Linked DNA regions of Homo sapiens: all the other regions are linked to region 3. Evidence: chromatin loops called from intact Hi-C (ENCODE). Cell type or tissue: PC-9. All regions are shown on one strand. Region 1 overlaps LINC02941 (long intergenic non-protein coding RNA 2941). Region 2 has its middle 56 kb from the start of FILNC1. Region 3 has its middle 110 kb from the start of LINC01625. Region 4 has its middle 42 kb from the start of LINC01625.

What was found. Hi-C counts contacts between places; a loop is a spot of excess contacts. Peaks named below come from ENCODE experiments on the same cell type or tissue, not always from the same donor. Only the 100,000 strongest peaks of a DNase experiment are listed, where the experiment ranks them.
Region 1: a loop joins it to region 3, with 8 times the contacts of the local background. A loop is called at or near these places in 4 of 110 quality-filtered maps.
Region 2: it touches region 3 in a loop (7-fold over the local background); 3 of 110 quality-filtered maps call a loop at or near these places.
Region 4: it touches region 3 in a loop (10-fold over the local background); 4 of 110 quality-filtered maps call a loop at or near these places.

What each region holds. Positions count from the first base shown.
Region 1 is chr6:140,058,662-140,066,661 of GRCh38, forward strand. The region is part of intron 1 of LINC02941 (long intergenic non-protein coding RNA 2941); the gene reads left to right. The region is part of intron 2 of LOC107986652 (a long non-coding RNA gene); the gene reads right to left. Among named protein-coding and RNA genes, the nearest start is that of LINC02941, 86 kb to the left of the region's middle. In PC-9, no CTCF peak of the experiment used is centred here; DNase peaks (open chromatin) are centred at 3,510 and 3,930; H3K4me3 peaks cover 1,299 bases; H3K27ac peaks cover 2,942 bases.
Region 2 is chr6:139,710,826-139,718,825 of GRCh38, forward strand. No RefSeq gene overlaps it. Among named protein-coding and RNA genes, the nearest start is that of FILNC1, 56 kb to the right of the region's middle. In PC-9, no CTCF peak of the experiment used is centred here; DNase peaks (open chromatin) are centred at 1,106, 1,406 and 3,466; H3K27ac peaks cover 3,349 bases.
Region 3 is chr6:139,583,917-139,591,916 of GRCh38, forward strand. No RefSeq gene overlaps it. Among named protein-coding and RNA genes, the nearest start is that of LINC01625, 110 kb to the left of the region's middle. RefSeq lists an enhancer at 4,996-5,140 and a cis regulatory region at 5,063-5,074. In PC-9, no CTCF peak of the experiment used is centred here; DNase peaks (open chromatin) are centred at 2,635, 3,785, 4,355, 5,025 and 1 weaker place; H3K4me3 peaks cover 1,728 bases; H3K27ac peaks cover 4,526 bases.
Region 4 is chr6:139,512,842-139,520,841 of GRCh38, forward strand. No RefSeq gene overlaps it. Among named protein-coding and RNA genes, the nearest start is that of LINC01625, 42 kb to the left of the region's middle. RefSeq lists a cis regulatory region at 5,777-6,253. In PC-9, no CTCF peak of the experiment used is centred here; DNase peaks (open chromatin) are centred at 3,660 and 7,850; H3K27ac peaks cover 957 bases.

The DNA of each region.
Region 1 (8,000 bases), 470 kb after region 3:
TGGGATTACAGGCATGAGCCACTGTGCCCAGCCTCCAAATCCTTTTATGAGATGTATTCGCTTCCTAGGTCTGCTGTAAAAAGTATTACAGAGTGACTTAAGACAAGAGAAATTTATTGTCTCACAGTACTTGAGGCTAGTAGTCCAAAATCAAGGTATGGATGGAGGCATGCTCCCTCTGAAACCCATAGGGGAGAATCCTTCTTTACCTCTTCATAGCTTCTTGTGGCTTGTCAACAATCTTTGGCATTCCTTGGCTTGCAGCTATAGCACTCCAATTGCTGTCTCTATTGCAACATAATGTTCTTCCTTCCTGTGTCTGTGTTCAAATCTACCTGTTCTCAACAGGACATCAGTCATATTGGATTGAATGTCCATTCTATTCCAATACGATCTTATCTTAACATAGCTGATTACGTCTGCAATAACCCTATTTCCAAATAAGGTCACATTCTGATGTACTAGGGGTTAGGATTTCAACATACATGTTTTGGGAATACAATTCATCACATGACAGGAAGCATTCAGGTTCATCCACTATTTTGCTTGCTCAGGCTGCCTTCATTCCTCATTTATTATGGGAGAAAAAACCTACCAGTTGTTGAATTCCTTCTCTTAGCAGGTACTTTACATATGCTAACTAATTAATTCTTGGGAGAACTCTAAAGAAAAGGCATTATTGTCCCATTTTATTGGTGAGGGATCTGAGGCTTAGGGAGTTAAAGTGCATTTCTCAAGATTTACTCATCCTTTAGGTCTTAGTTCCAATCTCGTTCCATCAAGAAAGGCTTCCTGAACACCCAGGCAAAATTTGGTTTCCATAATATGTATTCTCATGGCACCTTCTATTTTTCCTTTGTAAAATTCATATCATTTAATAATTATTTATCATTCAATATTTGTTTAGTGTTTGCCTCTTCATCTGGGTCATAAGCTCCATGAGGTGGGGCCCATGTATATTTCCATCACTTGGGCACACAGGCACTGGGTAATATTTGTGGAACAAATGTTTGAATGAGTAACTCCCATAATTAGTAGAATAAATATTTGAACATTTTACCCCAAATCTCAGAGTTACTCCACCCATAATGATTAACCAGTTTCTACTAGACATCTGTAATGTAGTAGACATTTAACTTCGCAAGATGAATAAGGCCTAGTCCCTGTCCTCAGGGAGTTTACAGTTTAATAGAGAAGACACAGAAGAGGAGGGGATGACTAGCTACCTGAAGATGGTGATGGGATCAGAGAAGCTTATCACAGATACCAAAATCATCTTATAGGGAGGAAGACTGGTTGGAATAATTGGAAAATGGGGTTAAGGGAGGCCTAGGCAGAGAAGCAGGTGTAAATGGGACAAGTCCTTGGCAGAGGATAATATTTTTCCCCAAAGGCAGGCAATTTGGTAGATGGAGGAGGGGTTTTGATGAGTTAGATGAGCCTCATCTAAAAGAACTTTTCCTGAGCCAAATGGATCTACTCATGAGCTCATCAATATATCCCACACATTTGTGACTCAGCTCAATGAAAAGCAGATATTTCCAAATCTGGAAAAAGCTCTTTTTGGAGGTAATGAGTTCCCAGTCTTTTGGAGTTGTTGAATAATCATGTGGGCAACTATTTTAATGCTGTGTTTTAGCAGTGCTTCTCTTCCTATCCTTCTTGCTGCTATGGCACGCATGGAAAATATTTCAATGGCACATTGAGATACAACCAGAAGCAAACTCTTCCAAGGGCTGAAGAGGTCAATACACCAACTCCTTTGTGATACATGCACAGTGTTCTAGAATAGGGAATTTAATCCTTCTGGAGTTTTCATTATAGAAAAAATTAAGATATCCTCTAATTTTGAGGTTCTTTAAACTGAAACACTCCTTTTCCATATTCTTCATACAGAATCCCAGAGTAATGTATTAATAGTGTAAATCAGATGATGTCACCTCACTGCATAAAACCCTTCACTTCTTAAAACATTTCAAAGAAAATCCAGAATTCTTACCTTGAACTAACAGGCTCTGCACACTTTGGTTTCTACTTGCCTCTCTCAATTAATTTTCTACATCCTTCTCCTCTGCTCACTATAAGCCAGCTCTAGGCATTTTTCTCAAGTTTTCAAATAAGCCAAACTTACTTCTGCCTCAGGGCCTTTGCACAGGCTGGTATCTCTAAAGGCAAAAATATGAGGATAGCTTTCTTATACTTTAATCCACAGTTTAAATATCATACCCCAGTAAGGCTTTTCCCTGACTGCTGTATCTAAAGAGTTTCTACGTATAGTTTATTGCACCATCTGTTTGTAGCCTCAAATGGTGTATTTCTTAAAAAAAAAAAAGAAACTACTCATTTATTATTGTCCCCCTGTACACACACACTCCCTCTACCATCCACCTCTTCCCTGACCTGTGAGTTTGACAGAAGGAAAGTGCTTGCTCTGCTCAGAACTCTAGTAGTTCTGAACGAATACAACAATGCCAGGGACATTATAGGGGCTCAATGCTTATAAGTTGAATGAATTAATTTGAACATTTCAAGGACAATTTGACAAATAGATCAATGTAAATATTGTAAGCCTGGAAAGGAAGGATGTTTAATGAATAAGATGGAGACAGAGGATGGGTTTAAAGGAGTGACCACATTGGTATGCAGAAATTGAGAAAGGTTTCATGGAGGAAGCTCTAGATGTCCCCTGAAATGTTAACATGTAAAACTAAGGAGTGTGTGGGGGAGGGGGATTATGGTAATATTTTAGAAGAAATTATTATCCATAAATATGTATTGTTAAGTAGAAGAACTACATGGTTTAGGAACAACAAATAATGCAATTTGATTTTATTATAGCAGTGTTTCTCAATCAGTTATGATTTTGCCACCTAGGGGACACTGCAAAATGTCCAAAGACAATTTTGGTTGCTGCAACTTAGAAGTGCTACTAACTTTTATTCGGTAAAGGCCAGGAATGATGCTAAACGTTGTTCAAAGCCCAGGACAGTACCTCTCAACAAATAATTATCTGCATCAAATGCCAATAGTGACAAGATTGAGAAATACTGCATTCTGGGAATATGTAAGAACATCGTAGAAAATAAAGCTAAAATAACAAGGCAAGGCAAAACTTTGGAAATACTTAAATATCAAGGTCAGGCATTTACTTAGTAGGGAGAGGGGAACTAATGTTGGTTTTATGCAGAGTCGTGATAGGAACTCTTGGAGGCTTAACCCAGTACTCACATAAAGGCAGCCTGGAGCAAAATGGGAAGAGGCCTGTGTAGAAGCTGCTTTAGTGGTCTAGATAAGAATAGGGGGCCTTGCACTAGAAGAATGCTGAGGGAGATGGAATGGAATAGACAGATTTATGTTATTTCAGAGTTACAATATTAATGGATTGTCAATGACAGAATGCATCCATTCTGTTTCAGAAGTTTTTAAGTATACATTCTTATGTCTGTTTGATTCAGTTCACATGGATTTTGAAGGAAAATACCACAAGTCATGACTTTTTGTCCATAAATGCTTGGAATGCCCCTGAGGTTTCTTCAGTATTTCATATCACATGTTTTCATCAGTGAGGGGAGAATTTAAAAACATGCATGGTAATAACTAAAAACTCTGCTGCTTTAGTGAAGGAATTTGTTATTGCACCATATTTGGGTGTGGGATGAGTAGAAAAGAAAAAGAAAGGGGGAGGGGAGAGAGAGAGAGAGAGGCAAACACAACAAACCACACAGTTTTAGTATTTCTCCTGTAGAATACTTGGAAAATGAAGATATTTGAAAAATAGAGTCATGGAATCTTCGAGTTAGAAGGTTATCTGGTCCAGTCTTTTTTTTATTCGAGCACAAAATCAAAACATTAAGTGGGATGGCTGACTACTCTTGTCTTAAAGATCTTCAGTGCTTGGCCAGCTGCCCAGGTTATTCAAAGTCTGTGCTCACATTTGCAGTGAGTTTTTAAGATTTCAAGATATTGGCAATCTGACAAAAGCCTAATTCAAAAGTAACTGGTATCTTTATTAAGGTATAGCAAATGAGATATGAATAAAAACTGTGTGAAAGAGCCAAGGCAGAAATACAAGGTAATTATTTTCTGGACTTCACCCTTTGTTGGGAGTTTCAGAGACCTCAGCAAAAAAAGAAGCCTCTCTGGCTGTATTTTAATCCTGGCTTCCTCTAGCCTAGGAACAGCCAATTACTGTGGTAAACAGAAATCATCTGAACATCAGCAGTATCCCTATCATCATCCTGATGCCAGCCTTGGGAATTTTGACCTCTATGTTTCATGGCATGGTCCACCCCTCAGTGGTCAATAAGCCAAGCCAGATGCTGTTCTTCCAACTCGATATAGGGGAAGGAACTGAGTTCTATAGCCTACTGGCTTGGTTAAGGGCTTCAAGGCACATTTGGCTCATTTATGCTATCACACATTCTTGATAATGTGTATTTTAAATTACCCATGCACTTTCATCATGGAAGTCAAGAGCATGTAAGATCCTTGCCTTTTCTGGAAGGAACATTAGACATGGAAGCTTTAACACTCCTAAGAGAACAGATGTCTGGTCAAACTGGTGCAATTCATGATAAATAAAGCCCAGGAGAAGGAATTGCTAATGAGGGCTGGGAATGAGTGAGGAGGGGAAAATATTCTGTTAGTTATTAGGGTAGGGAGTTGATTTAGAAGAAGCATGATTAGTAATGCATGTTAAACTCTGGGTTTCTAGATATGGCCACATATCACTAAGGATCATAGATATGGGTAGAAAGTGAAAAATATCTCTGTATACCGTGATTCTAATAGATGTAAAAATGCTAAGTTAAGTCATTCTCCTTATGTTCTCATTCTTGGGCCTGCCTTCTCTGACATTTATCCCAGTATTTCCATAATACTTTTGGAATAGGCAATAACAACACCATAATTTGCTCTAATTTTGCATATTTGTACTAACTCTTTATAAGAAGAATCCCATGGGAGATTCTAGTAGGTAAACATAGAAAATTTTTTCACATGTCTGATAAAACCAATAAAATGTAAAACAAAGAAAGTAACCAAAGATAATTTATTGAAAAAAACTATCTCACAAATCAAAGATTTTCTGATCTGCCAAAATTCTCTGAGAGGGACAAATAGACTTGCTGGACTCTGATGTTTTTTTGTTTTTGTTTTTAAATATTCACTGATGACATCACAGTCTCTTGTCAAAAGTTCGCTGATAATAATGTCAAAAACAGACTACCAGACAGAGAAAAACCTATGAGACTCTTATAAACTTTTTAAGTGTTCTGTTTTCTCCCTTTATGTGCTGCTAAATACATGCACAGAAAGAATTTCTTATTGAATTATTTTCCAAATATGCAATGCTCACTACTTTCAGCATTTTCATGTTGTATGTATACCTCTAAACTATTATTTATCTAGCTGGTTTTAGACTTTTTTGCCTAATCAAAGTTATCTAATCAGGGAAACAACACTACATAAAAAATCATGGAATATATATATATATATTCCATATATATTTTATATATATGTATACTCCATATATATGGAATATATGGTCATTATATATATATATACACACACATTTTATATATGTGTGTGTGTGTGTATATATATATATATATATATATATATATAAAATTCCATAGCTGGAATACTGAGGAAAGCATTTAGCTTTCCTCAGTAAAAGAGCATGTGTTGATAACTCTTTATCGTGTGTGTGTGTGTATATAAAGTTCAGTGCTTAATATCATTGTGAAATATAGACTTCTAGTTGTTAGTACATGTAACAACAGCAGAAATGGTAAAATCATTACAATAAAGCTGTGAAGGATGTGTTCTTGCAGCAAAGCACACGGGGGATCTTGGTTCCTAGCAGAAAAACACCACTGCTGCTATTTACTTCATCAGTGAATGACTCTGTGGGAGCAAAGGCCACAAGACAGCACTGAAAAGAGAACAGGCAGTGGTGCTGCCTGCCCGCTGATCAGACTGTGCTTGTCTTTTCAAAAAGAAAGAAATTTATCCTTTTAATAATTCCCGGTCGGGCGCGGTGGCTCATACCTGTAATCCCAGCACTTTGGGAGGCTGAGGAAGGTGGATCACGAGGTCAGGAAATCAAGACCATCCTGGCCAACGTGGTGAAACCCCGTCTCTACTAAAAATACAAAAATTAGCTGGGCGTGGTGGCACGTGCCTGTAATCCCAGCTACGTGGGAAGCTGAAGCAGAGGAATCGCTTGAACCCGGGAGGCAGAGGTTGCAGTGAGCTGAGATCGCGCCACTGCACTCCAGCCTGGATGACAGAGCGAGACTCCGTCTCTAATAGTAATAATAATAATAATAATAATAATAATAATAATAATAATAATTCCCTCAGATAGCACAGCTAAGCCAAGTTAGCTCTCCAGCCAGCTCTTGTTTGTGAAGTGTAATTCTGTGGTAATGAGCTGGTGACAACGTGAGGAAACAGTCTAAACCTTCTGAAAATCAATCCAAACATGACTAAAGACAGGAAGAAAGGGAAGGGAAGGGATGGGAAGGGAAAAGAGAGAGAGATGAACCAGAGGGAAGAAAGAAATTTTAATGACCATTTCAAGGGAATCAAGAGCACCATGGACATGAACTATTATTTACCAGTACAGTGGGGTTAAGGAATAAACTCTATTGGGATTCCCATTCATTTCTATTTCACACTCAGAAAGGTGCGGTTTTGCATTCTATTGCCTCTTCCTTACCCCAGAAATGTTCCATTCTGTTGTAAATGAATGAGCTTCAATCGTTCTCAAAAGACTTCAATGTATTCACATCTTTCACTAAATTTAGTATCTTCTGAATTGTTACAGATTTCTTCCTACATATAAAACATGACCATGGCCAAGAATATGCAATTTTCATTTTTAAGGTACACAAAACTCAGTAACTGCGGGAAAAACACAGGCCTACTAAGTGATGTCTCTCTTGCCCCTTTCCAATTGTCAACAGATGAACCTCTAACTGCTGGGGAGTAGCTGTGACACAGTGTTGGTTTCTGAATGTCTTTGCCACAAGGAAAGAACGGAATTTTTTTTTTGGGGGTTGTAGAAAACAGGCATGGAATATTGAGTTTTCTAGGAGAGAAAAAAAAATGTGATCAAGATGTGTAATGAGGCTGGAGATAGTGGCTCACACTTGTAATCACAGAACTTTGGGGAGCTGAGGCAGGAGGATTACTTGAGCCATAGAGTTTGAGACCAGCCTGGACAGGCTATCTCAGCTCAGCATAGTGAGACCTCATCTCTACAAAAAAATAAATAAGTAAAAATAAAAAAGGTGTGTAATCATAGGAGGACAAAGGCAAAATGTGTTGGTCAGGTAACTCAGAAAAAAGAAGGCAAGACTTTGTGTTGTTGGTGCTTAAGAATAGAAAGGGAGTAAAAAGTTGATCTTTCATTTTGTGGTATATTTTATCTTGCACCAAATGACATGTACTATTTTGGGATACTTGTCATTCTTTTCATGTAAAGCTGTGTGAATTCTTTTTATCTATTCTTTCTGAGGTAAAGCAGGCAAAATACTTCCAAAACATGCCAAGTTGAAAAAGAGATTTCAGGACATTTGATCTTTGCATTAAGAACAATAAACTACTTTCTGCTGCTGGCTGTTTCTATGAGTTCCAATTGGAACCCTTTAATTTGTTAGTGAAACTGTCAAAATTTAAACATGGATATTTGTAATTCTATCAGGGCATAGTTAGTTAATAGGTAGGTTCAGGAAAAAGGATTAAGTTTTTCCCTGCTTATCCTTCTCCCTATCAATCATTTTCAATTTCCTTGGTCTTCTCTACTTTAGTGTATTGGGTAAATGAAGAACCAAGATCTCAGTTTGTGATGTTTATTGGGGATCTCAGAAAATGATGGTTTTTTTGTTAAAGCTTTTAAGAGAGAAGTGCCATTTTCCTTTTATTGGTTGGACTACAAAACTGAGATGTGTGTTCATACTCAACGCCAAACTTTTTGTTTACAAAGGGCACCT
Region 2 (8,000 bases), 130 kb after region 3:
AAAGACTGTATGAGATTCCAAGTCCAATTTTAGGCTTTTTGGAAGGACAAAAAAAGCATCCTTCATCAAATATTAGTAGATGCTTATGACTGGTTCATATTTTTAATTTAACATATTAGGAGAAATGGCAGACACCACAACATTCAGCCTGCGTGGAGAACAATATGTGACATATTTTCTCTGTAGAATTGAACTAAATGTAGACTTGAACTAGTAACACTACCAGTCACTTTGAAGAAAATCTAACCTTTGGGGGTTAACATTGAAAAGGAAAAGAGAAGGGACGGGTATTAGCTTTTTTTAAACTTTTAATATAATTTAAAAAATTTAGAATAGGCTTAGATTTACAGAAAGTTTGCGAAGATAGTGTAGAGGATTCCCATAAGCCCTGCACCCAGTTATTTACTGTATTATTAGCATCTTATGTTAATATGGTATGCTTGTCAAAATCAATGAGTCAATACTGATATGTTATTTAACTAAAGTCCATATATTATTCAAATTTCCTTAAATTTTACCTCGTACTTTTTCTGTTCCAGCAACCCATCAGGATCTCTCTTTTATTTATTTATTTATTTATTTTTTTTGAGACAGATTTTCTTGTTGCCCAGTTTGGAGTGCAATGGTGTGATCTTGGCTCAAATGGTGTGATTTCCACTCCTGGGTTCAAGAGATTCTCCCTCCTCAGCCTCCCTAGTAGCTGGGATTATAGGCACCTGCCACCCTGCCCAGCTAATTTTCTTTTTTCTTCTTTTTTTTTTTTTTTAGTGGAGATGGGGTTTCACCATGTTGGCCGGGCTGGCTTCGAACTCCTGACCTCAAGTGACCCACCTGCCTTGGCCTCCCAAATTGCTGGGATTACAGGCATGAGCCACCATGCCCAGCCCAGGCTCTCATATTGATACTAACATTTTTGAAGAGCCAATTTAGTACCAGATGCATTTATGTCATCATTTCATTTAATTTTCATACATAGTATTTAGGTAGGCATTATTTTCTCATTTTAAGAATGACACAACTGATATCAGAGAGGGTAACTGACTTTCTCAGAGAAACTCAGAACCCAGGAAGTACTGAAGCAATCAATGATTCATATCCAAGCCATCTGGTCCCAACCCATTTTTTTTCTTCTCGTATCTTGCTATCTTTCTCACTTGCAATACAATGATCAAATTTATATTTGAAACACGTATTGCACATATAGTGTTGCATTCACATTTTGGAAAATAGTTATACAGGAGATTCCTTACTTGCTTTAATGCAAGTAGAATTGTTTGTAAGACTTTCCATCTGATTTCTCACAGCCAGAGAGACTTATCTGAGCTGCAGAAATCTAAAGTACAGCTGCCAAAGAATAATTGGTCATTGAATGATAGATGACTTATTGCTATAATATGTTTAATAATGCCTTGTTATTGAAGGTTCTATATTACAGAAGATGCATTTCAACTTCTATTTCACTCAGAGGTGATATAAAAGAATGTGAGCCATATTTTGGGTTGAGTCATATATTATTAGAGGTTTTTTGTCTATTTTTTTCTGAGTTAACAAGGTTACTCACAAACAATTCACACCAGAAACAAAACATATGGTCATTGGAAAGGGAATTCATGGGACTTCTCACAATCTTTAGTTATTTACATCATACTTCATTACAATTCAGTTACATGAAATCCCCATTCTAGAGTTTCAACTCTTCTCAAATATACAATATCAATTGTCCTGTGGTTGACAGGAAAATTGAGCTTTCAAAAATCTTGAATGTGCTGGAGAAAAAGGTGAAAAATAAACACAATAGGATAAACAGCCATTATTTTAAGCAGAATCTTTTTCTCTCACAACTGTATTTCACCTGCTTAACACTAATAATTAAAAGGATCTAAAAATAGTCCTATAGGAGCCAAAGGTTTCAGTAACAGATTAGAATTACTGGATGTCCATTTCTTGTGGTTAATAACAGATCTATTGTGTTGACTTAAAACATAAAAGGGTGATTATTCCCAACAGATATTTTCTTCTTTACGTTAAACACGGAAGTCTACAAAAAAAAATACTGACTGTTCTTGGTAAGTAGATTTTAATTTGTATCTATATAGTATGCTTCTCACTTCATTAGGCTTAGAATTTGTGACTGAACAGCACTGTTTGGGCAGCCTGCTGCCTAGTTGGTGATGTCAGAAGCAATTACTTTCACAGATTTAAGATTTTGTCATCACACATATCCTGTCTTTAGTTATCTGAGTGGACAGCCCCATCAAGGACAATATGTATTTCATCATATATTTCTCGTGTCATTTTAAAAACAGCTCAAGGATCATCCCCCTTTGCACAACAAGAATGCATCAGTTGGATGAATGGTTAAATAGAGCCATCCAAATTCAGAAATACACTTCTTTTCCTAATTTCAAATTATTTCTGTAGAATAAATGTTGAGTACATTTACCTGGTTTCTTTATTTTGGCTCATGGCCCCTGGAAGAAGGGGATTGATACCTCCTTTTTTTTTTAATTTATGGCAGAAACCTAGAAATCATCATAGATTTTAGCTTGGCCTTCCTCATTCAATTAGAGACCAAATCTTGTGGAGTTTCTTCTTTGACATGTATCATTTCACTATTTCTTAATAAGCTTCCACTCCTAGTTTAGTTTTTTTTTTTTTGCCTGAGCTATTATAATAGTGTTCTTATTGTTTTGCCTAATTCTTTCCTTCACACAGTCACTGCAAAGAAAGGTTTTGAGAAATGCAGATTTGACCACAGTTTCCCTAATTTTCAACCTTCCGAGATTTCTTATTGCCTTCAGGCACAAGTGCAAACTCTCTCCATGACCTCACTTTTCAAATGTCTTCTCCTGGGGGCATGTATACTCTGTAACATCAGGCTGTTTCACACTTGCTTCTACCACGTCTGCATCTTGTATTTTCTGGGTCTTTGTCTCTTGAAGAACAAATAAATACACCTCCTTTAGGACTCAATATCATGTCACACGCTTTCTGAGGATTTTCCTGACCCAATGGGACAAACATAACTACTCTTTGTTCGGCTCCCTGTGTATACCTCTTTCACAACCCTGTAATATATTATGATACAAATTGTCTACAGGTCTGTAGACTCCCTACAGATTTAGCTTTTCGTATTTAAGACGTGAATCGTGTTTTTTTCTCTTTAGGCACACTGATGTTTGAAAATTCCTGATGGTCTCAAAGATCAGTAAATGTGTGAGCCACTGTTACTGTGGCTAACCATGTGCTTGGCTTAGGGCAGAGATACTCAGACTTACTGAATGTAAGAATTGCCCAGATGTTGGATGATATTCAAATTCTTGGAATGCATTCCCAGAAATTTTGATTCAAAAGCAATGAGGAGGGATCCAGAAATCCATTGTTTTCACAGGCACCCCAGGTACTTGTGACACAGGTGTATGAGGAATAAACATTGAGAAACTGACTTTTCCAGTTATCTATTGTTGCGTAACCAACCACCCTCAGGGACATAAACAAACTACTTGGAGGAAATAGAAAACAACTGTTTATTATGCCCATGGATTCTGAAGTTCTGGAATTTGTACATGACACAGCAGGAATGACTTGGCTTTGCCCTATGATGTCTGGGGAAGGAGGGAGACTCAGATGTCTAGGGGGTACTTGAATGGCTGAGGACTGGAATAGATGGGCTGTAGGATCTCTCGTGTTATAGTTTTCTTACTCACATCCTTGATTACTGGGCTGGGATGAGTTAAAGACTGGGTTCAGCAGAGGTGGTCAACAAGAGCACCTACATGTGGCTTGGACTTCTCAGCATGGGAGCTGGGTTCTGAGAGGGAGCACTCCAAGAAAGTAAGCATGCCAAAAGAACTAGATAGAAGCTGCTTTGCCTTTTATGACTTGGCTTTACTTTGCTCAAACTGCTGAGGTGGTCTCAAGCCCACCCAGATTCAAGGTATAAGGCATATACCCCCCCTCAATGGAAAGAGTTTCATAAAAAGGACAGCAATGTTTTAAAACTGCCATATCGATTTTGAACTTTGATTTATCTGTTTATATATATATAAACATATATATATATATATATGTTTTCGCTACTGGATCTGTGAGCTGTTTGAAGATAAAGATGGTATCTTATTTAGTCTTGAACCCTCAGGATCTGTTACAAACCTTGGTGGTTAATATAAACCCGGTAAATACTCATTGCTTTTAACTTATCTAAAGGTCAACAACCATAACCCTTCAATTACTGGGTATTATGGAGTATTATTGATCTAGAGATGCTTCTTCAGCAAGAAATTCTTTGCAAAAGACAGGGACTTGCCTCATAAAAGTTGACCGAATGATTTTTTTTATTGCTACTTAAATCCTAGTTGTACTATTTTGTGACTGTGATCTTGGGCAAATTACTTAAATTCTCCATACTTCTATTTACTCTTACTCATCTCTGATGTGGGGAAAACAGTGGTATTTACTTCAGAGGTTGGGGGTAAGGAACAAATGAAATACATAAAGTTCTTAGATAAGGGCAGGTAGTGGAGTTGAATAGAAAAGCCCCCTTCTTGTGAAGATATTATCATTCTTACAATAGCCATTGATGACTACAGTTAATCAACCACTAATGTGAATAACAGTTAAATTATTTCAATATAACCCCATAAGCTTTATTTGTGTATGTAGGTATGCACATATATGTTGATATGTAAGTAGTTTTATAAAAGTATGCTTTTTAGCGAAGCATATTTACTCACCACATTATAAATCATAAGTGAACAGCTCAAAACATTCTTACAGTGAATATATTTATGCAAACACTACATAAATCAAGAAAAAGAAGCTTCTGTATCCCCAGAAACTTCCTTGTCATTCTACCAGTCATACTTCATCAAGAATATCTACTCTTCTGACTTCCACGACTACATTTTTTTGGCCTATTTTTGAATTTTATATACATAGAATAAGATAGTAGGTAGTCTTTTGTGCCTGCCTTTTTTTTTGTTCAATATTATACTTGTGAGATTCATCTATGCTGTTGCATACAAGAGTATTTCTTTCATTTTCATTGTGGCGTAGTATTCTATTATTTGTACAATCCAATATTGACTAACATTTGGGTTATTTCCAGTTTTTGGCTACTATGAAGAATGCCCCTATGAACACCCTTGTGTATACCTTTTGGCACTCATATGTATTCGTTTCTTGTGTATGTAGGGAGGAAAAAAATTTCTAAGTCATAGAGTAAGACAATTAGGTTTTCTGTTTTTCCTTGCTGTTCCGTAGGGTGAAAATGGTGTATATATATATACACATACAATATCTGAGTATGTACGTACATATATATCTGTCTAGAGTATAATCTTTTGTGGAATATATGTATTACGCATATCTTTTCCTTTTCTGTGATTACCTTTTCATTAATCAAATAACTTTCAATGAATGGAAGTTCTTAATTTTAATAAAGTCCAATTTATCAATCTTTTCCTTTATATAATACTTAGTACTATTTGTGTCATGTTTAAAAAAGTTTGTCTCACCCAAGATTATGAATGTATTCTCTTATGTTTAGTTCTAAAATATTTATTATTTTAAAATGAAATTTACGTTTATAATTGCCCGGAATTGATTTTTGTCTACAGAATAGTGACAATAAGACAATATAGATGATATAAAATATTGTCTATAGAGATTATTATTTAGTCTTATATAGGTAGAAAACCCAGCACCAATTTTTGAAAAGATTATCCTTTCTTCAAGTCCAATTCAGAGGCATCATTGCCATAATCAAGTCTGGTTTTAGACTCTTTATTCTGATTCATGGGTTTAATGTCTGTCCTTGTCCCAAGACCTTACTGTTTACTGTCTTAATTACAGGAGTTTTATAATAAATCTCAATATATAGTAGCTTCAATTTTTCCATTTCTTTCTTTTTCAAGATCATCTTAGCTATCCTTGCTTCTTGCATTTTCATGAATTTTAGAATCAGCTTGTTGATTTACACACACATACACACAAATCCTACTAGGATTTTGGCTGAGTTTTTATTACATGTGTAAGTTAACTTGGGGAAAACTGACATTGTTACAATATTGAATGGTATCTCAAACAAGGTGTATCCATTCATTTATTTAAGATTTATTGATTTCCCTCAGTAATGCTATACTACTTGGAATGTAGACTTTTACATATTTCAATAGATTAATTTCTAAGTATTTGATGTTTTAATGCTACTGTACATAGTATCAGTTTAAAATTTCATTTTGTAATTATGTTTGTTCATATATACAAATGATTTTTTTTATGTTGCATAACGGCCGGCAGCCTGGTTAAAATCACATAGTAATTTTAATAGTTTGCTGTAGGTTCTTTCAAATTTTCTAAACACACAATCATATTGCCATGAATAGTGATAATTTTTTGATCTTTCTTTTCAATCTATATAAATTTTATTCATTTTTCTCACTTTATTGTGTAGCTAGGAACCACAGTTACATAATTTACAAAATTTGGCAGCAGACATTCTTTTTCTTATTCTTATGCCCAAATCATACAATTCAATATTTAGCTAAGTACATTTTCTTTTGCATTAGGAATTTTGGAAATATACTTTATCAGGTTAAGAGATATTGTATTCTATTCCTGATTTGCTGTATTTCTGTCTTGAACATGTTGACTTTTATCAATACAATTGAACTGGTCACATTTTTTTCTCCTTTATTCAATCAATATAGGTTGATTTTTAAATACCTAAAAAAAATTGCATTCTGGAAAAAAAACCTTGTAGTGACTTATAATTCTTTTTATATGTAGCTGGATTTGTTTGCCCATATTTTGTCCATATTCATGAGAGAAAGTGGCCTATAATTTTTCCTTTTTTAATGTCCTTGCCAAGTGATGTTCAGGTTATGCAGGACTAATAAAACTAGTTGAGAAACATTCTCCTTTTTTCTGTTCGCTTCATGAGTTTGAGTAAGATTTTTTTTCTTAAATGTTGGAAATAATTCAATGGTAAAGATATCTGCACTTTGAATTTTCTTTGAAGATTTTAAATTATGGATTTATGTTATTTAATAAGCTACTCATTTTTATCTTCCTTTTATGTGTCAGATTTGATAAATTGTGTATTTTAAAGGATTTAAAGTTTTTACCTAATTATTCAAATGTATGGACATTAAGTTGTCCATAATATCCTTGTTATTTTTAACGTCTTTGAGGTATGTAATGGTGTTTTTCTTTTTATTCCTGAAATTTGGTATTTAGTATCTAATTTTTTTTTTTGGTTCAGTCCTGCTGAAGTTTATCTTTTTGATGAAATAACCTTGGGTATTATTGATTTTCTTTATTATAATTATACATTGTTTTATATTTTATTAATTTGTACTTTTATCCTTATCATTTCTTTACTCATACTTTCTTTTTTTTTTTTTGAGATGGAGTCTCACTCTGTCGCCCAGGCTGGAGTGCAGTGGCGCGATCTCGGCTCACTGCAAGCTCCACCTCCCAGGTTCACACCATTCTCCTGCCTCAGCCTCCTGAGTAGCTGGGACTACAGGCGCCCGCCACCACGCCTGGCTAATTTTTTGTATTTTTAGTAGAGATGGGATTTCACTGTGTTAGCCAGGATGGTCTAGATCTCCTGACCTCATGATCTGCCCGCCTCGGCCTCCCAAAGTGCTGGGATTACAGGCGTGAGCCACCGCGCCCGGCCTACTCATACTTTCTTTAGATTAAATTTGCTATTCTTTTTCTACTTCTTCAAATGAACACTTGCATCATGGCTTGCTTGCCTTTCTTCTTTTGCAACTCATGCATTTATTGTTGTAAGTCTCCAAGTACTACATTAGCTGCATCTCACAGGTTTTGATATATTCCTTTTTTAATTTATATTATTCAATTCAAAGTATTTTCTAATTTCCTTTTTAATTGTTTTACGTTATTTTAGAGAAGTATTGATGAATTTTAAAACATTATAAAATGTTTTAATTCTTCCTTTATTACTGATTCCTAGTTTAATTTTACTC
Region 3 (8,000 bases):
GCTGGAGTACAGTGGCATGATCTTGACTCACTGCAACCTCTGCCTCCCGAGTTCAAGCAATTCCCCTACCTCAGCCTCCTGAGTAGCTGGGACTACAGGTGCGCACCACCATGCCCCGCTAATTTTTTGCATTTTAGTAAAGACGGGGTTTCACCATATTGGCCAGGATGGTCTCGATCTCCTGACCTCGTGATCTGCCTGCCTCGGCCTCCCAAAGTGCTGGGATTACAAGCATGAGCCACCAAGCCCGACCAACAAATGAAAATTCTACTAGAGAGATAGTTTAATTAAAGCATGTAATTAGTTGATTACCTGCTTCATAGAAGTAACAACTTTACTTTAATGTGGTATTCTGTTATCAGTCTGGGAGGTGAAGAGTCCTAAATAGAGTGGCTTTATTGACTCTTTGAATACAATGCTCTTAGAATGACATCATGACTTAGGGTAAAATATTAATTTCTAATCCTCAAAACCATATATTCAGATATAAGCATAAAAACATATTCAAAATGCCAACTATAATTCAAAATATATAAGCAGTTGACCCTTGAACGTTTTGGGGCATAGAGGTGGTGATCTCTCCTACAGCAAAAAATCCATGTATAATTTCTGACTGCCCCACATCTTAACTACTAATAGCCTGCTGTTGACCGGAAGCCATACTGACCACATACACAGTCCATTAACACATATTTTGTATGTTATTTGTATTATATACTGTATTATTAAAATAAGCTAGGGAAAAGAAAATGTTATTAAGAAAATCATAAGGAAGAGACAATGTATTTACTATTTAGTAAGTGGAAGTGGCTCATCATAAAGGCCTTCACCCTCATTGTCTTCACATTGAGTAGGCTGAGGAGGAGGAAGTACTGAAGTTGATTTGTTGTCTCAGGGGTGGCAGAGGCAGAAGAGGTGGGAGGGGAGGCGGGACACTCAATGTAACTTTTATTGAAAAATCCACATCTAAGTGGACCCACATAGTTCAAATTCATGTTGTTCAAGGGTCAGATATGCATGTGTATATGTTTGCTGTTCAGTGCTGGCTGACTGGTGATGTTTGAATTTATCTCCACTTTAAAATATTTTTTTGGCTGGGTGCAGTGGCTGACGCCTGTAATCCCAGCACTTCGGGAGGCTGAGGCGGGCAGATCACGAGGTCAGGAGTTCGAGACCAGGCTGGCCAATATGGTAAAACTGCATCTCTACTAAAAATACAAAAATTAGTCTGGCATGATGGTGCACGCCTGTAGTCCCAGCTACTCGGTAGGCTGAGGCAGAAGACTCACTTTAACCCGGAGGCAGAGGTTGCAGCGAGCCGAGATTACACCACTGCACTCCAGCCTGGGCAACAAAGTAAGACTCCATCTCAAAAAATAAATAAATGAAAAAAAAATTTTTTTCCCTATTGTCCTTTATCTTGTATGTCTAGGGAGAGAATTGGCTAGCACACAAATAAAGGAGAAAGGAGGAGAAAAATTCCTTATGTGTGATATGTGATATAAATCTGAAATTCATGATTTTGAGGCAGCACGATTTAGAACAAAAAGAAAACCTAATATTAAAAAATATATGTAGTGATGCTTAAATCTGTAACAGATATTGGGAATGCAGGTGAAAATGAAATTTGTGTGCTGAAAGAGCAACGCCTCAAAAGACGTTACTCACAAGTCCATGCACATTATTTGACATCCTGTGTCATTTCGTAAATCACTTTCATGCTTGAGAAATGAAGTATATACATAAATAATATTGATGCGGATAGCAACAATAGTAAGTTCCTGGTCTTGTCTGCACTCACGTGTCTCTGTTGCAAAGGCTGTTATGGGATTCCACGGTACTAAAGAACTGGAATTAATGATTGGAAAAAATGTTCTCCAGTTGTTTGTCTAAGATAAATATGGCCTTAGACTTCAGGTTCTGCTTCTGCCCATCTCATGGACCATAAGCAGTGAAAAGCCAACCAAAATATAGTTAGTAATATTAATTATGATCAAAATGAGCTAATGGCACCCTGGGATGGTAGGGAAGAAAGTCAGAAGTAAAAGAAAGCACTATAATTACAGGGAAAAAGGCCTTCAGTTATTCTTGCCCTTTTGCTTGCTACCACCAAATTCTAGTCCTGAGTGCTTATAATTACTTTATGAGCCTAAAGTAAGTCATGTTGCTTGTAATCCTTATAGCCATATCTTAATGGAAAAGTATTCACATGTTTGATCCACCTATAATTTTTAGAGAGAGAATGACATTTTCAAGAACAGGGGTGAGAAACTTGGGGAGCCACACAATTCTTGCTTCATGTGTTTCTGTGCATATGTGCGTGCAATGCATATGTGTTCATAGCCACCATATTGACAAACTTAGCGAAGATGTGAAAGGACTGAGTGGCTCTAGGTCATGGAACTGGAAGGGCCAGGGTGATGGCTGAGAGATGAGTCTTTCTCCCCTGGAGCCTGAGAGGGCCTATGGTTGTTGCTTAGCAAGTTCTAGACAAGAATTCAGGTTATTATATAACTTGTTTTCAAAACATTCTTGTGTAGTAGGAATGTTGCAGCTATTCCTGGCCCCTCTTGCCAGGGAAGCACTCTAGCACTTGTGGGTTTGATATCCACTGTGGTGGGACAGGCTTATCAGGTTGGCCAAGCTTGTAGATCCTATTGTGATAGAATATCTTCTTCGCTCTCTACTTTTGTTGTTTACTTAACAAAAGACACTCCACCCTCGCTGCAAGTTTTGACACTCTCTCTGATACACTGTATGGCTACTGTACCTTGACTTTCAATTACATTAAATCCTATCATAATCATTTTCTTACAACAAATCCTCTTTAACACCTGTAAAGCTCAGCTCCCATGGGTGTAGGATTATGCTGTCAAAAATAAAAAACAGAAGAATTCTACTGGAATTGCAGTGGCTATTGCACGCGCTTAAAAATAAAATCAGCATAAGAGCCCTCCCCACTTTGCATTCAATTCTGGTAGCAAAAAAGAGAAAAGTTATTCAAGCCATTCAAATATGGCTTGACGTATAAACCAGTGGCTTTAATTCAGTGATTTTAAATCAATGTGATATCATGTTAAAATACTTTCTCTGGGAATGGATTTCTTTTGGAAGTGAGTTCCGGAATCCCTAATTATTACCATTGTAATGATTAATGTAGAACAGACTATTCTTCATTAATACCTAACAAAAATACATTGTATGGGAAGGCTTTCATTTGTTTGCTTTGTTTCTTTTAATGATCCTGCTTTATTGGTTGGACGACAAGCAAGTTTCAAAATTTAGGGTGTCATGATGGTGTCACCTCTTCTGCCTGGATTATTTTTGGTCAACATGTATAAGCCTGTTTTTTTTTTTTTTGTTTTTTTTTTTTTGCGAGGGAGTCTCCCTCTGTTGCCCAGGCTGGAATGCAGTGGCTCGATCTTGGCTCACTGCAAGCTCCGCCTCCCGGGTTCACGCCATTCTCCTGCCTCAGCCTCCCGAGTAGCTGGGACTACAGGCGCCCACCACCATGCCTGGCTAATTTTTTTTTTTATTTTTAGTAGAGACGGGGTTTCACCGTGTTAGCCAGTATGGTCTCTATCTCCTGACCTCATGATCCACCCGCCTTGGTCTCCCAAAGTGCTGGGATTACAGGCGTGGGCCACCGCGCCTGGCCAGAAGCCTGTTTTATTGTTCCATTTATTTAGGTTGTATTTCATGTGGTTTGCTGCTACTTTGGACTAACATCATTCTGAGCAACATTCTTAGGGTCAAAGGAGAGGAATGGGTATTTGAGGAATGTAACAGATTTTTGTCAGCAGTGTCTTTCCAGTATTAGTCATGCCTGTTGATTCTTCAAACTGATACTCTGAGCTCCATCCTGGGCAATGATAGCCCTTTTCGGATTAGCTGGTGGGAGGATGTCTCTCCAGTTAATCAAATCTCACCACAACAAGCACTCTATTCCACCTCTAACCAAGAAGTTATCTCTACTTCTATTATTTTTCCACTGTGTTAGGAAAATGAGTAGCTCGACATTATGTATCAATCAGAATTTAAAAAATCTTTCCTTTTGGAGTTGCTACCGCTAATTGCCAGGTTAGTAAAATCTTACCCATTCTGGCAATGAGGGTGTGCCACATTTTATTCACTTTTTTTTCAGGAACAAGAGTAAGATTACTGGTGACTCTAATCACCACATACAGCAGCCAGGTCTTTTGCTATGACCTGGGAGAGGTAGAGTTCTCAGCTTTCATAATGTAGCTTTGGTACAGGCCCATCTTTCCAGCTGAAGGTAATGTGAGCTGGAACTGGTCACAGAGGCCCTGGCAGCTGGCTTAACCTGTTTATATAAAGACGGAACACAGCCACTGATTAAGAGAGCCACCTCCTACTGATTGGTTTTGGAGTGGAGCCCAGAATTTTCCATGGAGATAGCTTTTAAAAGTTAGGTCAGCATCTCAATGAAAGATAAGGACACACAAGAAAGCCCTTGTGGGTTGCCCTGTCTTGAGAACCCCCACTGTTCAGCAAGGATCAGAATAGATATATGTGACCAGTGAAATGCTTCTACTAGGTTTATCTCTGTGAAAAGATCACTTTTCCCGGAGTGATCTTGTGGACTGAGGATTAAGTGGGTAAGCTTGAGCCAAGCTTAGCATTTAGCAACTTACGTATTTCCTTGGCTCTTCAATTCTGAAACCCTTCAGAGTGAACTGGTCAGTGATAAGATCAATTTGGTGTCAGGACATTTTATATGGGGGATGTTTTTAAACGGTGGGTACAATGTTGTAAATAACGAAAGACTATTGCTTCTAGATTTAAATCAGGGAATAAGGTTAAAAGGAACAAAAGAGGGATGGACAGGAAGGGGGAAAAAAGATTAAAGAATTCCATAGAGAATCAGTAGAGAAACTACAGGGCTTCAATGGTCCCATGAATTTCTCCACCCCCATGACTGATCAAACATACTTGAAGGAATAGTATTCCTACAAAACAGAGAAAAATGATCTCAGGCCATGATGCAATTTGTGGATGCAAAAGAATCTTTATACTGGATTGGAATTTGACCCTATAGTTTTGTTTACTTATAAGCAGAGACTGTTCCTTTATGAAGTTTTCTATCTGTGTGTTTAGAAATAAAAGTGTGTGGTAATGCCAAAACACTACTTGAATTGAAGTCGTTAGTAGCTGGAGTGTGTGCTACTAAAAGTAGTGACTGGAGGGTATTCCTGCCCTCTATTCTGCAACTTCCAGAGGTTTAAAAAAAAGAACATCCCACTTTTATAAAAAGAGAAAAAAAATCCTTTGCATAGATTATTATATAAATAAATCTTCTTAACACGCACTGCGGTTCTTTTTTTTTTTTTTTCAAAGCACAAAGAGTTATTGTGTGATTTATGTGAAAAGGTTATGTAACTGTACTCTGTTACTTTAAATAGTGTTTTTTATTTAAACTGCCAACTTCTTCATCACCAGCAAAGAAAAAAAATGCATATTTGCTAAGCACAAAGGTAATTTTCAAGGACTGTAATTAGCTCATGATAACTCTATCTTTTGTGATGTCTTTCCTGCTGAACTAGAAAAGAGATGGACTTTTTTTTCATTGTTAAATCTAAACTGTGGCACCTGCAATGTGTCAGTTCTATGAGAACCAGGGAGGAAAAAAGTTTAAAGTATTACACTCGGTCAGGGGAAAATACGGATGTAATAAGGTAACAGATCTTGCAATTTTCATCTGGCTTCATCTTTTCTTTTTACAAACATGACAAGGCTCTATTTCCTCCTGTTTCTATTGCCCAGCTGACCCTTTATTTCCAAGATATTAAAAGACCTATTTAAAAACCAAACGGAATATATGATATGGAAAATGAAAACAATAATGAAATTATGATAAAATACGTAGAAAAAAGTCAGGGGTGTAAATCTCGGTGTCTTTAACACAGGTGATAGGACAGAATGTTGGCAAGAGAAAGAAAAGCAAATGAAGCAAACGTTGGAGGAAGAGAATGCTAATTAATTAAATTCCTTCCAGGAAAATCAATCGCTAAGAAAAATCTTATTTCCATGAAAAATTCTATCTTTGGTGGAGGTCAGAGTATATGTGCACACTGGGTGTGTGTGTACAGTGTCACCAAATATATTTATGTCATTGATTGAGACTACTTTATGGAAGCATTTAGGGGGTCACAGTCAGAAAATTTTCCCCATGGTAAGGAGTATCTCCAAAGAAAATCTAGAAGTTTCCTTCCTAGGAAAATAAGCTGTTGTAGGCAGTAGAATTCCCCGAAGGTCACAACTGTACTACATTCTGGGATTTGGAGATCTGTTTCCTTCTGAGAAGTAAAACCTACCTTTGTAGACTGAGATCTGGGATCCTAGAGCTTGTTTTTCATAGTGTTGGACTATAACCACATGAACAACAGAAAAATCTATAAAGCACTTAAAGTCAAGGAACTGCAGTGTGGCAATGGTAGTTCTGGGTGCGTTTTCTGTGAAACTGTGAGAGCATTATCACCTGTTTGGTCACCAACCTGGTTGTCCAGGTGGCAGTTTGGCAAACAACCAGCATGAAAAACAACAACCTCTTGTAAGGAAAGGGCTGTGAAATCTTTGAGCATAGTTGTTCTCAGATGTTATTGATCCCTTTCAGTTCAAACATTAGATTTCAATTTTCATTGAAATCATTATAAACAACAGAAATGAGACTGAAAATGAATAAATATGCTTACAGCTCAGGCATCAGATATCTACTTCTGGCAATTCTGCACAGGGAGAAGGCAATTGATTTTTAAAGAGTGCTTTGCAACTGGCGGAGAGGAGCAAGACAATAGCTGACCGTTTCAATATATTATGGACAATGATGTCAATCAATATGTTTTGCAGCTAGAATTCAGTTGTAAGTTTGATTGTTGTATCTTTAAAAGTTAGGTGGGAATGTTGAGCCTCTATCAGGTGAAGTCTTCGGCATTTAGGATCTCATTAAATCTTGCTGTCTGGAAGGTGTTACATGCCCTGTTAAACAGATCAAATAAGGGAGGACTGAAAGTTAATTTCCTAGTCAGGAAGGAGGAAGTCAATTAAAAACTTACATTTGAAGAATGATCAATTTCACTTCAATTACCCGAAGGAAGTGTTTTGAAATGTGTATTTAAACTAAGAAATAGAGTATATATCAAAGGGAAAAAATTTAAACTGAAAGGAAAGGCCAAAGTTAGCAGCAATGGTGTATACAATAACAGGTGCAGCCTTTTCTAGGTTCACAGCTACCCTCTCTGACTTCAGCATGTGGCAGGAGAATCTCTTCAAACAGGAGCTACTTTTTCCGAGACTTAAAGGCTATCTTAGGCTTCTAGCAAAGGTTGATGAGTAATATAAACTCTTCCATGTGCTCAACATGAGGATCAGGCTAAAATTAACCCCACTTATAGACAGAAGGTAGCCAAGATGACACTATTATCCATTGTGCTGAAAAAGAAATGCTTCTCTTTAAATCTAGAGGAAAAATGCCGAGACAAAAAGTCCTTTAAATGAATTGTATGCCTGGTTTTATACAAGCTAGGTCATTTAGAGAGACACCTCTCTATTTCTGTTCTCTTCTATGGACTACATTTAGACCTTAAACAATTAGCCCTCTTCACGTTTTTTTAAAAGTCACCTGCTATGGAAACTCCAGCATTTTGTATTTTTAGATGCTAGGGTCAGGGCAAGTGCAAAAATGATGACATTTTCTGCCCTTATAAGCAATTCTTTTTTACTTTAGCAGGACACACGGAAGTGGGTACTGAACAAGTTCCCACATTCTGTGTTAACCCCTTAGGGTAAGAAGCACAAAGCACAAATACAAGTCTATTCTTAGGAGGCTAACCCCATTAGAGTAAATCCCATTTAAGAAGACAAGTGCTCCCTGTCATGAAACCCCTCAAGGTCCTACAAACTTTATAATTAGGCACATTTATTTTCCTGATCTACTGTTATTTAATTGGAACCGTGAAAGTAAGGCAAAGAGGCTACTTTCT
Region 4 (8,000 bases), 71 kb before region 3:
CCAATTTATGTTCCAAATATTTGCCCTACGTCCTCTCTCCAAATACAATCAAGCACAAAGTGCCATCAATGCCCCAAGTATTTATATTAATAATTCCTTCATAATGATTATGATGTTGGAATGAAACAAAGATAGGGAAAGTTTGCTATTTAGTTTGCGTGATACATTTATGGAACAGGGGTCTGTGATTATATTTCCTTCTAACCAAATGTTTTTCCACCAGTCTCCAGGCCTGAGACTTTACCTGCTTCTGCTAGATTCTCCCTAGGCAGTATGATTAAGAGAGAAGATGCTTACCGACATAAATGATCCTGGTAGGGAGAAAGAGTCTCAAAGAATGGCTCTGCCCAGGAGAATCCAACTCTGAGAGAAAAGAGAAGGTCAGGCTTGGCAAAGCAGGGGGTGGGGGCGAGCTTGGAATTGGGGTTTAGGGTTCTTCTTCTTTATCTTATAATCTCACTTTTTTTCCCTCTCCTCTCCTAATCTCCTATAATACACTCCTACCTTTCCCAAACTTCTGTCTTCTGGAAGGAAATGCAAAACACTAATAAACATAAATCCCAACAGTGGAAATTAAAGCAATAATAAAATGTCCTGGAAGAATTTCAAACAGGTGAGGGATGTGATCAAAGATCTTTCTAAATAAATGTACTTTTGTTTGCTTTGAATTTTTAGTTGCAGCAATAATTTTAAGATGCAAATGATTTGAATTTAGAGACTTTCAATAACTTGGGAATAAGAGTAGTATACCACAATATTTAGCATTTAAAAATAGCATAGCACAACAAAGAACAGATTTCCTAAAACCAGAAGTCACTACTTCCTTCAAGAGTCTAAGACTTGGCTGGGCATGGTGGCTCACGCCTATAATCCTAGCACTTTGGAAGGCCGAGGTGGGCAGATTGCCTGAGGTCAGGAGTTCGAGAACAGCCTGGCCAACATGGCAAAACCCCGTCTCTACTAAAAATATAAAAATTAGCTGGGTGTGGTGAAGGGCACCTGTAATCCCAGCTACTTGGGAGGCTGAGGCAGGAGAATCACTTGAACCCGGGAGGTGGATGTTGCAGTGAGCTGAGATTGTGCCACTGCACTCCGGACTGGGCGACAAGGGCGGAACTCCGTCTCAAAAAAAAAAAAAAAAAAAAAGTCTGGTTGCGCGCGGTGGCTCACGCCTGTAATCCCAGCACTTTGGGAGGCCGAGCGGGGCGGATCATGAAGAAAGGAGATCGAGACCATCCTGGCTAACACGGTAAAACCCCATCTCTACTAAAAATACAAAAAAATTAGCCAGGCATGGTGGCGGGCGCTTGTAGTCCCAGCTACTCGGGAGGCCGAGGCAGGAGAATGGCGAGAACTCGGGAGGCGGAGCTTGCAGTGAGCCGAGATCACGCCACTGTACTGCAGACTGGGCGACAAGAGCCAAACTCTGTTTTTTTTTTGTTTTGTTTTTTTTAAAGAGTCTAAGCCTTTGGTCATTGCTTTCGGTATTAAAATGCAGTTCTTCACCCAAGATCCACCTTAAAAGTTATTGTCTTCTTGAAGCCTTCCCAGTCTCAATAATCTCAATCCCTGGCTCAGAGTAAGTTTGTATTTCAATTTAGTCTTTACTTATGGGGCTGTAGTCTTTTAGAAGTCCCTGTCTCTCCTGGATCATCACCTCCTTAAGGGAAGAGACAAGGCCTTGTTTGTATTTATAGTTCCACTATCGTTCGCAGTGGGTTGTGCTTAAAAACTGTTGACTTGAACCTCAGCCTTAAAGCAAAGAATAAACATTCATTTTGCTCGTGTAGAACAACAGATTGTACATGCATTAGTAAAATAAATTGGTAATATATTCTACCTCCAAAATTACACCTTGATAGGATGTTTTTGAGTAAACACACATTCAAGTTTTGGAAAATATTTACAAGTTTCAGGAGACAGTTGTGTATTTGAGAGATAAAGAAGTATTTAAAAAGTAAGGATCTGATAATGCTTGGCCCACCAGGCAAAAGAAGGCCATTTAAAAATGATGGGTCTTTCTTTTGTCTGCAAAGTCAGAAGACTGGTCCCCTGCAAGGAGAGAGTTTGAGAAACAAGGAATGTGGCCTTTCCTCCAAAGACCTCAGATAGATCATAGCGTGGATCCCAGTTGATACATGTGGAAACTGACGTTAAGCAACTTGCCTAAAGGGAGTCATTTGACTAGAGCTGGGAACAATCTCCAGCTTGTGCTGTAACACAGACTGTGTGGACAGAAGTCAGGCTCCACAGACTGTTTTGTGAGTGTAATGTTAGCATGATATTAGCAAACAATAAAGCAACATATGCTACAGACATGGCCAGAGAAATCAGTTTTGATAAAAGCACAAAATGACCTGGGAGAGAAGAGGTAACGCTCAGAAAGACGAGCCCTGTGGTTGCTAACATTTTTATTAGAGACTTTACAGAAATGAATGTTCAACGTCTAAGTGTTACTCAGGGAACATCCGAGCTACCACAATTATTCCTGCACAAACCTGCTGTATTCCTTGACTCTCAATACCTTTTTTCTTGTATCTGACATGAACATAGCTCTACGGAAATGATGGGGGGAAAGTGAAGGAGCTGAGCTTCATACGTGGGAAAAATGTGTTGAAATAGACTGTGAAATTAAAAAATAAGCATGGCACCAAGAGAGTGGTTTGAAGAGTGTTCCCCACAATGTTTCTATGAAAACGTAAGCATGTCGTTTAGATCATTGCTAGAATTCTGAATTGCTACCATCAGCTTTTCACAGTTTGGATAAAACATGTAACCAAATCCTAACACTCATTATGAAAACACATATGGAAAATCCCTTTTCATTCAGAGCAGACGACCTACAAGCACTGTTTTAGCCACAAGAATGTGTCCCTGTGAACATGACACCAGAGTCCCAGAATGTGGGGCTCTTTAATGTGCCACACAAGAGCTGGGATTTTTATTCTGCTTCACATTCCTCACAAGGCTCTGTTTTGAAGCTCTTAGGCAAGAGGTAATGTGGGAACAGCATTGTATTCATAAAGATTTCAAAGATGTGGAGGTTCCCACCATTTGACCTATTTTGCCACTGATGCATTATTCTGCTGCAGAAAGTCTCATGTGTACAGCAAACTCATTAAGGCTTAGTATGTTCTTACCTGTGTGCATTTCTGTGTGTCTGTATAAATATATATGTTTTTCGTATAAAGGCATACTTTTTCTAGACAACAAGATGAATACATTGAATCTCAATTTTTTTTTTTTTTTTTTTTTTTTTTTTTTTTTTTTTTGAGACGGAGTCTCGCTCTGTCGCCCAGGCTGGAGTGGCGCAATCTCGGCTCACTGCAAGCTCCGCCTCCCGGGTTCACGCCATTCTCCTGCCTCAGCCTCCCAAGTAGCTGGGACTACAGGCGCCCGCCACTACGCCCGGCTAATTTTTTGTATTTTTAGTAGAGACGGGGTTTCACCGTTTTAGCCGGGATGGTCTCGATCTCCTGACCTCGTGATCCGCCCGCCTCGGCCTCCCAAAGTGCTGGGATTACAGGCGTGAGCCACCGCGCCCGGCCGGGAGCAGGTTGTTCTTGTATTGCTCATTCCACTCATCCTTCCAGGAGAACAGGCTACATGTTTATAACAAACTAGAGAGCTCTGGGTGGAAGATTTTTTTTTTTTTTTTTTTTTTTTTTTTTCCTTGTTATCAGAATGTAGCCAGGCTTAAAGAAGACTGGTTATCTATTAGTCATTTGGTATTCTAAACACGTGGGTGTGGACTCCCAACCTGCCTGCGGCTTGCCTGAATTGTAACCAAGTTTGTCCAAAACTGGTTACCTAAATGCCAGAGAGACTGTGCTTTTTGTCACTTTAACCAAAATCCCAGTGCGTGGGCCAGAATATTCATAATATTGTAGATTCATAAAGGACAGAACTGACATCTTCAAAGAATGTAACAATGAAGTAAAATGAGTGCTTTAGGAAGAAATATAACAAAACACAAACTCAGAAACGAGCTTGATTCCTGGAAGAGTCACCTAGGGAAACAATGCAAATCCAAAGCATTTTTTAACTCCTTTAAAAACAGCCTTTCATGAATAGTTTTGGTTGCACGTGTGAAAATTCTTTATTTTATTGATATTTCTCATTTTCCATCAAAATTAATTTATCATATTGGGGGAAAAAAAAAACCCCACAGGCTTTAGAGAGTCAAAGACCTGCATCAAATCTAACTTCCGCTAGATTGTACTTTTATGATCTTGGAAAGTGCTTAATGAGTTTTGATTTACTCATCCAAGAAATGGGAAACTTTTAACAAAAAGATTCATGTCCTGGATCTAGTGGTTCTACTTCTAGGAAATTATCTGATGGGAACGATCATAAAAATCCACAAAGTTTTATCTATGAAGAATGTTCCTTTGCAGCATTGAAATATTGGAATTGTGTGAGTAGACTATGATATATCCACAAACAGGAATACCAAATAGGGAGTAAAGATTTTTGTGGAAGAAATTTAGTGACATGAAAAATTGTTCACAATATAATAGTAAGTGAAAAATTATAAGGTTATACACATTGTTATTAATTTTTGGGGAAAATGTATTCTTATGCTTACCCATAGAAGAAACACTAGGTAGATAAGCGCAGTAATATCAGTAGTGATTCGATGTGGGTAAGTGGGACACTGAAGCAGCTTTGGTCTCTACTCTTCAAGATTTTTCAACCTTCCTTCAATAACATGTGCTAATTTTATAATTATTAAATATATATCAAATAGGGACATTAATATTCACCTTATAGATTTGTGTTAAGAATTAAATTAGGTGAGATGATTCATGAAAAACAGTTTAGTGCCTAGCATTTAATTGGTGTTTTTGATTATTTTTATCCAGTTTAATCAGTCATCATGGACTTAGCTCAAAATGATTTTTTTGACTTGAAACAAAACCAAAAATACTACCCTTTAACTGGTGAAAATTTATCACCGTTAAGGATATTCAAAAAAAAAATGCACCGTAAGCTATGAAGGCAATTTCAAAAGAGATGTTTCTGAAATGCCTTGAGCAATGAGAGAGACAATGAAATAAGCAATTAAACTTAAGGTGACTACTTTGCAGCATTTATTTGGACCTAGAAGCTTTGGTTTGTTTGTTTAAAAAACCTGTCATTACTATAGCCACATTGGGTACACGGATAGACGGAACAATATCTAACTCAAAGCGGGTAATTAGTCTGTCAAGATAAATGCCCCCTCTTCTTCAAGCTGATAAAAAGTATCTTGTCAGGGCCTCTTGTGTCATCCCCCAAACACTGTGCGTAAGCCCTGCTGTTTTCTCTTGCAACACGCTTCATCCTGCAGAAATGCAGAGGGAAGCTTTTTGTGGGTATGGTTGGTTGAAAGACAGTTCATATTACCCCTATCTCCTTTCCTGGACTGTATATCTCTGGGGTGCTATGACCTTCTCCCCCCCCCAGGGCACATGTGCACTTGCGCGCAGGCACACACACACACACACACACACACACAAATATGTATACCCAGGGCCGGGCGTGGTGGCTCACGCCTGTAATCCCAGCACTCTGGGAGGTCAAGGCGGGCAGATCACCTGAGGTCAGGAGTTCAAGACCAGCTTGGCCAACATGGTGAAACCCCGTCTCTACAAAAATTAGCCAGGTGTGGTGGTGGGCGCCTGTAATCCCAGCTACCTGGGAGGCTGTGGCAGAAGAATCGTTTGAACCCAGGAGGCAGAGGTTGCAGTGAGCCGAGATCGTGCCATTGCACTCCAGCCTGGGCGACAGAGCGAGAGTCTGTCTCAAAAACAAACAAACAAACAAACAAAAAAACAAAAAACAAACAGAAAGAAACATGTATACCCACGCACACACAGACATACACACACGGACACACATTCTCCCCCGCCCCCACACACACACCCTCAGAGAGATACCTTATCTCTCTGGCTCTCATACACACTCCTACTTTCCCCTCTCCTCGCCTATCGATCTCCTCTCCCCTGTGCTGAGTTAGAAGCTCCTCCTATTATTTTTGTAATCTCTGTTTTAGCATTTCCCATAGAATATTGCAAACATGGAGTGCTTATCTCGCTCTCACACTGGAGTTCCTTGAGCCATCTGCCACTTTTATTAGCCTCTCAGAACGCTCATTTCTTCATCTTAGTGTTCCATTGACAAATGGGAACATAATGCCTCATTTAGAAGTTAGTTGTGGGCATTCCATTGCATAACGGAGGTAGAATTCCTGGCACATGCTAGCCACCCAATAATGGAAGCTATTATTATGATTAATTATATTATTTATTCACTTTTATATCCTGAGGGCCTGGCATAGTGTCTGATGTGTGATGAGTGTAAAATAAATTTCTGGTGAATTAATGAATTAACTCACAAGCTTACAGAATGTGGCTTCAAAATAAAAGAAGAATGTTGTTTTGTAGCGTTTATAGTAGGTGTGAGCGGCAAATCCACGTGCTTCCCCTTCTTACCCCTTTCCCCAAACAACCTATCTGGTGCCAATCCTTGGGAAAAGAAACCGTTACCATCTAGATATAGAAAGCCTATTGACTATTATTTCCATGTAGATATGGCTTAGCAAGGATAAGAGGAATTTTCTCCCTTGATTATCATCTCCTTAGGCTATGTAGTTTATTTCCCAGAGACCGGTCTTCCTTAGCCTTGTTAACCTTTATATGCTTTCTAACTCCAACAAACAATTATTGGCTGAAATAACCTGATCGAGACACAATCAGCTTCACGGCTGCCTCCAGACTCTACCCGATCTGTTAGCGCTAATCTATTCACCTCTCAGTGTTCACAAAACCTGTTAGCTGATTTGCATTCCACCTCCTATCTTTTCCCTACTTCCTTTGAGGAAGATGTTTGTGAATTATTTTAAGCCAGTTGAATCACTCTGGGAGTTAAGTGCTATTTTAAGCTTTTGAGGAACAGTTGAGAAGGAATGACTTAGGGATGTGAAGCATTTCCCAATAATATCCCACAGAAACTTCAACTTACCAAGTTTGTGGTAAATTTCAGGATATTAAGACACCCTGAAATGGGTCACTGTTCTTGGATACCAGATTCTAAGCTACCCATTGCAAAATGTCTTGTTAAAGCCATGGTGTACGGTGCAAGTGAGATCCACGAGAGGCCATCTGCTGCTTGAGAGAATGTCTTCCTTTCCAGCATCTGAATGCACTGCTTTCCTTGCTGTCTGCCTAGTTGCAGAACTTTGTCTTCTTTTATCAGGACCACTGTCTCTGTGTCCTTGTCAAACTTTTTGTCCCCTAACGGCATCCTCTCCTTCAAATATTGTGCAGCAGATCTAGGGTCCCAGGTGAGTGGACCTCCGTAAGCAGATCACAAGGTGAGCACCCTCTTGAATAATTATTCCACTTGCTTTTATGAACCTTTCCTGAGCCCCCAGCCCACCAGCCAATGTATATTTCCCTACCAAAAAACGCTACCAGTTCCAGGAAGTCTTCCCAGAGTGATAAGAACACATGCTTTATCTTATCTCAACTTTTCTAGACCTCTATGTTGATTGCCGTCATCGCATGTTGACCCTGCTGGCTCCTTATTGGTCACCCTTATATAGAAATCTATGCCTTTGTGATCAACTGTGATGTTGCATTTTGCCATCTGTATGTCCTTATCATGCTGGTTCAAAACATTCTTTTTAGTTGTAGAATGTACCCAGTTAGAATGGAAGGACCGTATTTCTTTTCTTTCTTTTTCTTTTTTTTTTTTTAAGGTGACTAATGAAACACCAAGTCATATAATTATGACTTAATGGATACTTTCTGTTGTTGCTGATGATGAAATGTCCTTTCATATTCAGACTGTATCTTCCTGTAAATCAGGTACAGTGAGTCATGGGGGAACAATGGTGGGATGTTACAGTGATGAAATCTGGAGTCAAATCTTTGTCATTAACGAACTGAAAACTTGGATAGAGTTTTATACAATTTCTTTATATACATGGAGCCAGCTGTCTTTCATTGGTTAGG